Regions from separate parts of the Homo sapiens genome. Here region 2 is linked to region 1. A link is a loop called in an ENCODE intact Hi-C map of the cell type or tissue named here. Cell type or tissue: body of pancreas. All regions are shown on one strand. Each heading gives the region's core, and the rest is flanking DNA. Links, peaks and the distances in the headings are about the cores only.

Region 1 (4,398 bases), core at 90-4,089:
TTTGGCCTAAGCAACTTAATAGGCAGTGGTATCATTTATTGAGAAGCAAATCAGATAAGAAGCAGGTTATGGGGCTTGGGAGGAGGTAAGGGCAGAAAGTTGGGTATTCTTTTTTAAACATGTTTAATTTGAGACACCTGCTAGATATCCTAGTAAAATGTCATAGACACGTGAATGGTACACAACTTTGAAACTCAGAGAGAGGTCAATGCTGGATATAAACAGTTGGGAGTCAATAGTATTTTATATTATTTAAATCCAGAAGACTGAATAGGGTCAAGTTTGGAGGGAGTTTCAATGGAGAAGCAAAATTTTTGACTCTGTGGCACTTAAACATTTAAAGATCTGATAAATAGGAGAGGCCAGCAAAGGAAATTGAAAGAGCAATCATTAAGGTAGGAGAAAAACTAGAAGGGATAATATCTCAAAAATCAAAAATAATGCATCTCAAGAAGTAGAGTGGTTACCCCTGTGTTAAGTGTGTTAAGTATCACTGAGAAGTGTCAAGGCAAGAGGCCAAGTGGCCTTTTTAAGAACTATTCCCATGGAGTAGTGTAGCAGAAGAGTGAATGAGGTCAGGGACCAGAGCACAAATGCACAACTTCTTTAAAAGAAGTTTCACAATGAAGTGGGTAGAAGCTGGAGGAGGTGCGGGGTCAATAGTTTCTTGTTGGCAGGGGTGTCCTTTTTTGTGTCCTCTCCAATGTCTTTCATCTGTGAATTAAATCCATTTTAAAATTGGGTTGGGTTGTTTATTTGTAGTTGACTTTTAGGAGTTCTGTATATATTTTAAATATTTATCTTTTATCACATATATGATTTGCAGATGTTTTCTCCCAGTGTGTGGGTTGCCTTTTCCCTCTGTGGATTGTGTCATTTAACATTTGAAGTTTTTAATTTGAAGAAGCCCATTTTATGTGTTTTTCCTTTTGTTCCCTGTGCTTTTGGTGTCATAGCCAAGAAAACATTGCCTAATCCAGTGTCATGAAGCTTTCTCCTGTTTTCTTCCAAGAGTTTTAGTTCTTGCTTTTAGTCTTACTTTTAGTCTTTCATCCATTAAGAATTAAATTTTGTTTATGGTGTCAGGGAAGGGTCTGACTTGCTTGCCCATGGATATCCAGTTTTCCCAGCACTATTTGTTGAAAAGACTTTTCTTTCCTCATTGAATGGTTTTAGCACCATTGTTGAAATCATTTGACCATATAGACGAGGGTTTGTTTCTGGGTTCTCTTTGTGTGTGTTGTTTATTAAAATTGGCTGTATTAATGTTTGATAGTGATGTGAATAATCCAATAAAGATGGGTTGGTGAGGAGATAATAGCAAAATATATAGAATTCTCTTAATATAAGGAAGACAATTTAGTAGAATGAATAAAGGTTATGAATAGGCCATTAACATAAGAAATACAGATGTACAATAAAAATATGAAAAGATATTCGGCCTCACCTGCTATTCAAGGAAATGGTATATTAAACCAAATGGTATATTAAAACCAAAAGTACAGCTTTTTGGGTGGACTTTCTCAAAAAGCCTTTGTTACATATTTTGCAGATACAGTTGACCCTTGAACAGCACAGGCTTGTTGTACTGTACAGGTCCACTTAATATTCGAATTTTTTTCAACCAGAGAAAGATTGAAAATACAGTATTCGGGTGATGCCAAACCTGCATATAGGAGGGCCAACTTTCGTATAGGTGGGTTCTGCAGGTCTTACGGTGGGACTTCAGTCGAGGATTTTAGTATACGCAGGGGTCCTGGAACCAACCCCCACATATACCAAGGGACAACTGTCTCTTCCCCATTGCCACCTTTTTTTCCTGCTAATCACAGAGTTTTAAAATTTTATCTTAGACAACTGTATTAATAATATTCATCCATGAATATTAATAATATAATTAACATTCATGACATGAATATTAATAATATTATAATTAATAATAATATTCATGGCAATAATATTCATGGGTCTTATTTTTATTTGGAAGGCTTTTTAACTCCCAGGTTAATAAAAATAACCCTTAATTTCTTCTGGTACTTTTTGTTTTCTAACTTTTTTACATATAGGTCATTAATTCATATAAAGTTAATTTTATATGATGCTGTGTGAGGTAAATGGAATGATGTTTTTCCCCAAATGAATGAAACATGTTTTTTGAAATATGATGCAATATGAAATCCATCCTTTATTATAGACCAGATTCCCAAACATGGTTCTGTTTTTGAACTCATAGAGGTCGAAACAACTGAAATTGCCAGTACTCAAGTTTTGGACATACAAAAACGCAATTTGGTATTGTTTAACCCAGTATTTGTCATGTCCTCTACCAGACTAACACTTTTTTTAACTACTGTAGTTTTATAGTTTGTAATACTATGATAGGATATGTTTATTCTGTTCTTGGTTTTCAAAATGTTATTGGTGGTTCTTGCACTTTTAATCCTCCTCCAAAGTATTTTGACTGGAATTGCTTTACATTTAAAGACTAGTTTAGGGGTGCTGGGCACCATGGCTCCTGCCTGTTAATCCCAGCATTTTGGGATGCTGATGAGGGAGGATGGCTTCTTGAGCCCAGGAGTTCAACATCATATGGCAAGACCTTAATCTCTACAAAAATAAATTTTTTTGATAAGCCAGTCATGGTGGTATGTACCTGTAACCCCAGCTACTTGGGAGGCTGAGGTGGGAGGATTACTTGAGGTCAGGAATTTGAGGTGCAGTGAGCCGTGATCGTGCCACTGCACTCCAATCTGGGCAACAGTCTCTCTCTCTCTCTTAAAAAAAGAGAGACTAATTTGGGCAATTGAGATCTTTTCAGCATCAAACATTCATGTCTAGGAATGTGGTACTTCTCTCCATTTATTCAGGTCATCTGTTATATTCATATCCTTTTTTAGAACTCTCAGTTTTTTCCATATAAGTTCTATATATGTCTTGTTAAATTCATTTCTCAATGTATTATATCTTAGGTAGCTGTTGTGAGTGGAATCTCTTTTTCTCTGATAGTATTTTCTAATTGTTACTGACATAAAAGACAAAAATATTGATTTTTATGTTTATTCTGTATTCAACCAATGTGGCAATTTTTTTTTTTTTTTTTTTTTTTTTGATACGGAATTTCACTCTTGTTGCCCAGCCTGGAGTGCGATGGGGCGATCTCGGCTCACTGCAACCTCCCCCTCCTGGGTTCAAGTGATTCTTCTTTGTCAGCCTCCCAAGTAGCTGGGATTAGAGGCACATGCCACCACGCCCGGCTAGTTTTTGTATTTTTAGTAGAGACGGGGTTTCATCATATTCGTCAGGCTGGTCTTGAACTCCTGACCTCAGGTGATCCACCCACCTCGGCCTCCCAAAGTGCTGGGATTACAAGCGTGAGCCACCACACCTGGCCTGGTGAATTTGTTTTATTAACAGTTTTTCAATTAGTTATTTTGATTTTCTAAGTATTTATATCATCAGCAGATAATCATAATTTGTTTATTCATTTTCTGCTTACTTTTTGTATTGCATTGTCTAGGCAGGTACCTCAACAGTTTCTTAGTAACAGTGGTAGGATTTTTATAATTTTTCAACTTTATTTAGGAATTCCTTTAGTTTTTTTCTCATTAAATTTGAGGTTTGCTGTATGTTTCAATAGGTACTTTTTTGTTTTTGTGTTTCTTTTTTTTGAGACAGAGTCTTGCTCTGTCACCCAGGCTAGGGTACAGTAGCTCTATCTCGGCTTACTGCAAGCTCCGCCTCCTGGGTTCATGCTATTCTCCAGCCTCAGCCTCCCGAGTAGCTGGGACTACAGGTGCCTGCCACCACGCCTGGCTAATTTTTTTGTATTTTTTAGTAGAGACGGGGTTTCACCATGTTAGCCAGGATGGTCTTGATCTCCTGACCTCGTGATCTGCCTGTCTTGGCCTCCCAAAGATTACAGGCCTGTTTCTATCAAGTTAAAAAAGCTGTGTGCAATGGCTCACGCCTGTAATCCCAGCACTTTGGGAGGCCAAGTCGTGCAGATTACTTGAGGCCAGGAGTTCGAGACCAGCCTGGCCAACATGGAGAAACCCCATGTCTACTAAAAATACAAAAAAATTACCTGGGCATGATGGCATATGCCTGTAATCCCAGCTACTCAGGAGGCCAAGCCACTAGAATCGCTTGAACCCAGGAGGTGGAGGTTGCAGTGAGCCAAGATTGCGCCACCACACTCCAGCCTAGGTGACAAGTGAGACTGTCTCAAAAATAAATAAATAAATAAATAAAAAAGTTAAAAGGTACATCCTTCTATTTATAGTAATAGATTCTATAGTATAGTATAGTAATATATTCAATCTTTCTCTGGTTGAAAAAAATTCGAATATTAAGTGGACCTGTACAGTACAACAAGCCTGTGCTGTTCAAGCGTCAACT
Region 2 (4,398 bases), core at 165-4,164, 65 kb after region 1:
CCAATGTGCCAACAGCTCCAGCTACTTGGGAGGCTGAGGTGGGAGAATTGCTTGAGCCCAGGAGTTTGAGGCTATAGTATGATATGATAGCTCCTGTGAATAGCCACTGCACTCCAGCCTGGCCAACATAGCAAGACCCCATCTCTAAAAAAGTAAGTTAAAATTAAATAAAATTTAAAATTCAGTTTTTCGGTCACATTAGCTCTATTTCAATTGCTCGATAACCACATGTGGCTAGTGGCTCCCACATAGGGCAACACAGGTAGGGAGCATTTCCATCATTGCACTGTCTATTGGACAGAGCTGGTATAGACAGATTAACTTGGTTAGAGGAAGTAATATCAGTTTCCTCTAACATTGGTAAATCACTAGATCTGTTCATACCACTCCCAGTTGCTCCTTCCCCTGTGTTCCCATTATACTTTGTTCACGCTGTCTATTAAAGCTCTTAACCACTTTTGGTAATAATAAATAACATTTACTGAGTATTTGCTACATTCTATGCCTCTAGAACATTTCACAAATAGGTAACATCATTCTCAATCCTAGGTCTGTCTGACTCAAAAGTCCATGTTCTTCATCTCCAAATTAGACTGCAGATACAGACTGTCTTAATTGCCCTTGACAAGCCATAGTATAGTACCTAGCAGATAGCAGGGTCTACATTAGATGCTTGTTGAAAAAATAAATATGTAAACTGTTATATAAATTAAATAACCATTAAAATATTAAACATTTATATGCTTCTTGATTGTGTTCTGCTTCACTCATCTCAGCATCTATTTCTATAATGCTACCATTCTCTTTAAGTTACCATAACTTTAAAATGTTTTAATATCGGGAGGTCTAGTTTTCCTACCTATTACTCTTAATTTTAAAGGATGTCACTTGGGTAGTTTTATGTTTATTTTTCCAGATGAACTTTCTAAACATTTTGACAAGTTTGGGCAGAAAAACCTGTTGCTATTGTGTTTGGGATCACATTAAATTTATAGATTTGGAAAAAATATATATCGTTTCATATTGAGTCTTTTCCAGGAAAAAATTATATTGTTTTTTAAATTTAAATCCTTTTTATGTTGCTCAATAGAGTTTTAATAAGTCCTTCATATTTCTTAATCACTTTATTCCTGGTTATTTATTTGCCATTTTTAATCAGACTTTGCTTTATTATAATTATTTTTCTTTTTTTTTTTTTTTTGAGACAGAGTCTTGCTCTGTAGTCCAGGTTGGAGTGCAGTGGCGTGATCTCAGCTCACTGGAACCTCCGCCTCCTCAATTCTCCTGCCTCAGCCTCCCGAGTAGCTGGGATTACAGGCGTCCACCACCACATCAAGCTAATTTTTGTATTTTTAGTAGAGACGGAATTTCACCATGTTGGCCAGACTGGTCTCGAGCTCCTGACCTCAAGTGATGTACCCTCCTTGGCCTCCCAAAGTGCTGGGATTACAGGCATGAGCCACCGTGCTGGCCAGAACTTTGCTTTAATTGTTATTTAAAACTAGCAAACATTGCTTTTTCTTCCAATAACATTTCCTTCTTTCTTTACTCTGAAACCCTGTGATTCAGGTTTAGCCAGTTAGACAACCCCATTCCTTTGGCCAAAAGTGATTAGTTCAGGAATGGGAAACCATCCAAGTTGGACCAATTAGAGTAAATCCTGTGGCTTCTGTAAAAACAACTGAGAAAATCTACTCTTGTTTTCCTGCTCAACTTGAGTTTGGAGAGATGAAGACCTGGGTTCCTAGCAAGTCATACTGCCACCTCATGGAGCCTGAAAACAAAATCAAAGTGAAAGAAAGTACAGCTGAGAGCTGGAGAAATGCCAGGTTCTGTTGAGATCACTTGATGCCTTGAATCTACCTGTGTATCCCTTATCCTGGAAGGTAGTCAATACATTCTGTTTTGCTGAAGACAACTAAAGCTGTGTTTGTAATCATGTACAACTGACAAATTCCAGAATATACATTAAGCATAAATGTGACGTCCAAGATATATCCATCTAGGCCTACTTTATAAAGAATATTTTAAAATTTAGGAATGATATTAAATTTTATCAAATGTTTCTTTTGGCTTCTTTAGAGATTACTGTTTATTTTTATTTTCCCCCATTAATATAAAAGTTGTGCTATAGACTTCCCAATATTTTGTTCTTGAAGTTTTGTTCACTGCTGTTTCCCTAGTATTATACATATATAGTAGCATATATAGTAGGCCCTCAATAAAATATTCAGTGAATGAATTAACTGCTGTACTCAATATACAAATATTTTACTTAAGATTTTTTTTTTTTTTTTTTAGGCTGGGTGCAGTGGCTCACGCCTGTAATCCCAGCACTTTGGGAGGTCAAGGCCTTTTTTTTTTTTTTGAGACAGAGTCTCACTCTGTCACCCAGGCTAGAGTACAGTGGCGTGATCTCAGCTCACTGCAAGCTCCACCTCCCAGGTTCACTCCATTCTCCTGTCTCAGCCTCCTGAGTAGCTGGGACTACAGGCGCCCGCCACCATGCCCAGCTAATTTTTTGTATTTTTAGTAGAGACGGGGTTTCACCGTGTTAGCCAGGATGGTCTCGATCTCCTGACCTCGGTATCCGCCCGCCTCAGCCTCCCAAAGTGCTGGGATTACAGGCATGAGTCGTTTTTTTTTTTTTTTTTTTTGAGACGGAGTCTCACTCTTGTTGCCCAGGCTGGGGTGCAATGGCGCAATCTCGGCTCACTGCAACCTCCGCCTCCTAGGTTCAAGTGATTCTCCTGCCTCAGCCTCCCAAGTAGCTGGGACTACAGGTGTACGCCACCACACCCGGCTAATTTTTGTATTTTTAGTAGAGATGGGGTTTCACTATGTTGGCCAGGCTGGTCTCGAACTCCCAACCTCAGGTGATCTGCCTGCCTCGGCCTCCCAAAGTGCTGGGATTACAGACGTAGCCACCACACCAGGCCTACTTAAGATTTTTTTATGTTGACAACTAAGACTCGTCTCTCATTTCCTTTTTTAGTCTTGGGTAGGTTCTGGTATCAGTGTTATGTTATGCAAATTTTCCTTCTTTTTCCGTGCAGTTGGAGCATTCATTTTAAAAGGGATTGGGGCTGGGCACAGTGGCTCATGCCTGTAATCCCAGCATTTTGGGAGGAAGATTCTTGAAGGAAGAGCGAGACTCTGCTCAAAAAATAATAAATAAATAACTATATAATAAAAAAAAAACCATTGGAATTATCTGCCTTTGCATTTGAAAATGTTCACCTCACTTGTAGAGTCACCTACTCCATGGCCTTTTGTGAGGACTGTCCCTCGATAATTTTCTCAATCTCTTTCTTCTTAGGTAAACTTTGTTAATTTATTTTTTTTTTCTAGAAGACATCCAGGTTTTCAAATTTATTTACAAAAACTTTTTATTATTTTTAAATTTCCTCTGTATTAGTGATCATTTTCCCTTCTTGTTTTTAATTTTTACAGTAGGCTGGGCTTAGTGGCTCACGACCATAAACCCAGCACTTTTAGGAGGCCAAGGCAGGAGGATCACTTGAGCCCAGGAGTTCAAGACCAGCCTAGGCAACATAGCGAGACCCTGTCTCTACAAAAAATACAAACATTAGCCGAGCATGGTGATGCATGCCTGTAGTCCCAGCTACTCATGAGGCTGAGGTGTGAGGATTGCTTGAGCCTAGGAGGTAGAGGCTTCAGTGAACTGTGATCATCCCACAGCCCTCCAGCCTGGGTAACAGAGGGAGACCCTTTCTCTCTCTAAAAAAAAAAATAAATAAAAATAAAAATAAAAATAATAATTTTTACACTGTGATATTTCAAATTGGTTTTTTGGGTTGTTGTTGTCATTGTTTGAGACAGGGTCTCGCTCTGTTGACCGGGTTGTAGTACACAGCTCACTGTAACCTTGAACTCCTGGGCTCAAGTGATTCTCCTACCTCAGCCTCCCAAGTGGCTGGGGCTACGGGTGCATGCCACCATGCCCAGCTAATTTTTAAATTTTTTGTAGAAACAGTGCCTCACTATATTGCCCAGGCTGGTCTCAAACTCCTGGCCTCAAGTGATCCTCCTGCCTTGGCCTCCCAAAGCACTGGCATTACAGGCATGAGTCACCAACAGCTGGCCCTCAAATTGGTTTTAGGTTGTCTGGACAAAAGTTGTATCTACCAAACTAAATGTGTACCAAGTGAGATATCCAAGGTCACTTAGCAAACATTCTGTTAGGGATAATGTAAACATGAAAAGAAATTTAAGGATTTTTTTTTTTAAGACTGTTTTTGGAAACAACCAAGAGGAGAGACAAAAGGCACTTCAGTGAGGACTTTAAGCCAGTGACAGCAGGTCTTATTCAGTATGCTCATTTCCTACTCTGATGTATGGATAAACACAATATGCCCCATAGAGATTCTCTGTGGT

Evidence for each region. Peaks named below come from ENCODE experiments on the same cell type or tissue, not always from the same donor. Only the 100,000 strongest peaks of a DNase experiment are listed, where the experiment ranks them.
Region 2: a loop joins it to region 1, with 5 times the contacts of the local background. A loop is called at or near these places in 1 of 110 quality-filtered maps.

Annotation. Positions count from the first base shown.
Region 1 is chr17:59,022,925-59,027,322 of GRCh38, reverse strand. The region is part of intron 19 of TRIM37 (tripartite motif containing 37); the gene reads left to right. Among named protein-coding and RNA genes, the nearest start is that of TRIM37, 82 kb to the left of the region's middle. In body of pancreas, for the core only: no CTCF peak of the experiment used is centred there; no DNase peak of the experiment used is centred there.
Region 2 is chr17:58,957,569-58,961,966 of GRCh38, reverse strand. All of the region lies in intron 2 of PPM1E (protein phosphatase, Mg2+/Mn2+ dependent 1E), which reads right to left. Among named protein-coding and RNA genes, the nearest start is that of TRIM37, 150 kb to the left of the region's middle. In body of pancreas, for the core only: a CTCF peak has its summit at 1,749; no DNase peak of the experiment used is centred there; H3K27ac peaks cover 350 bases.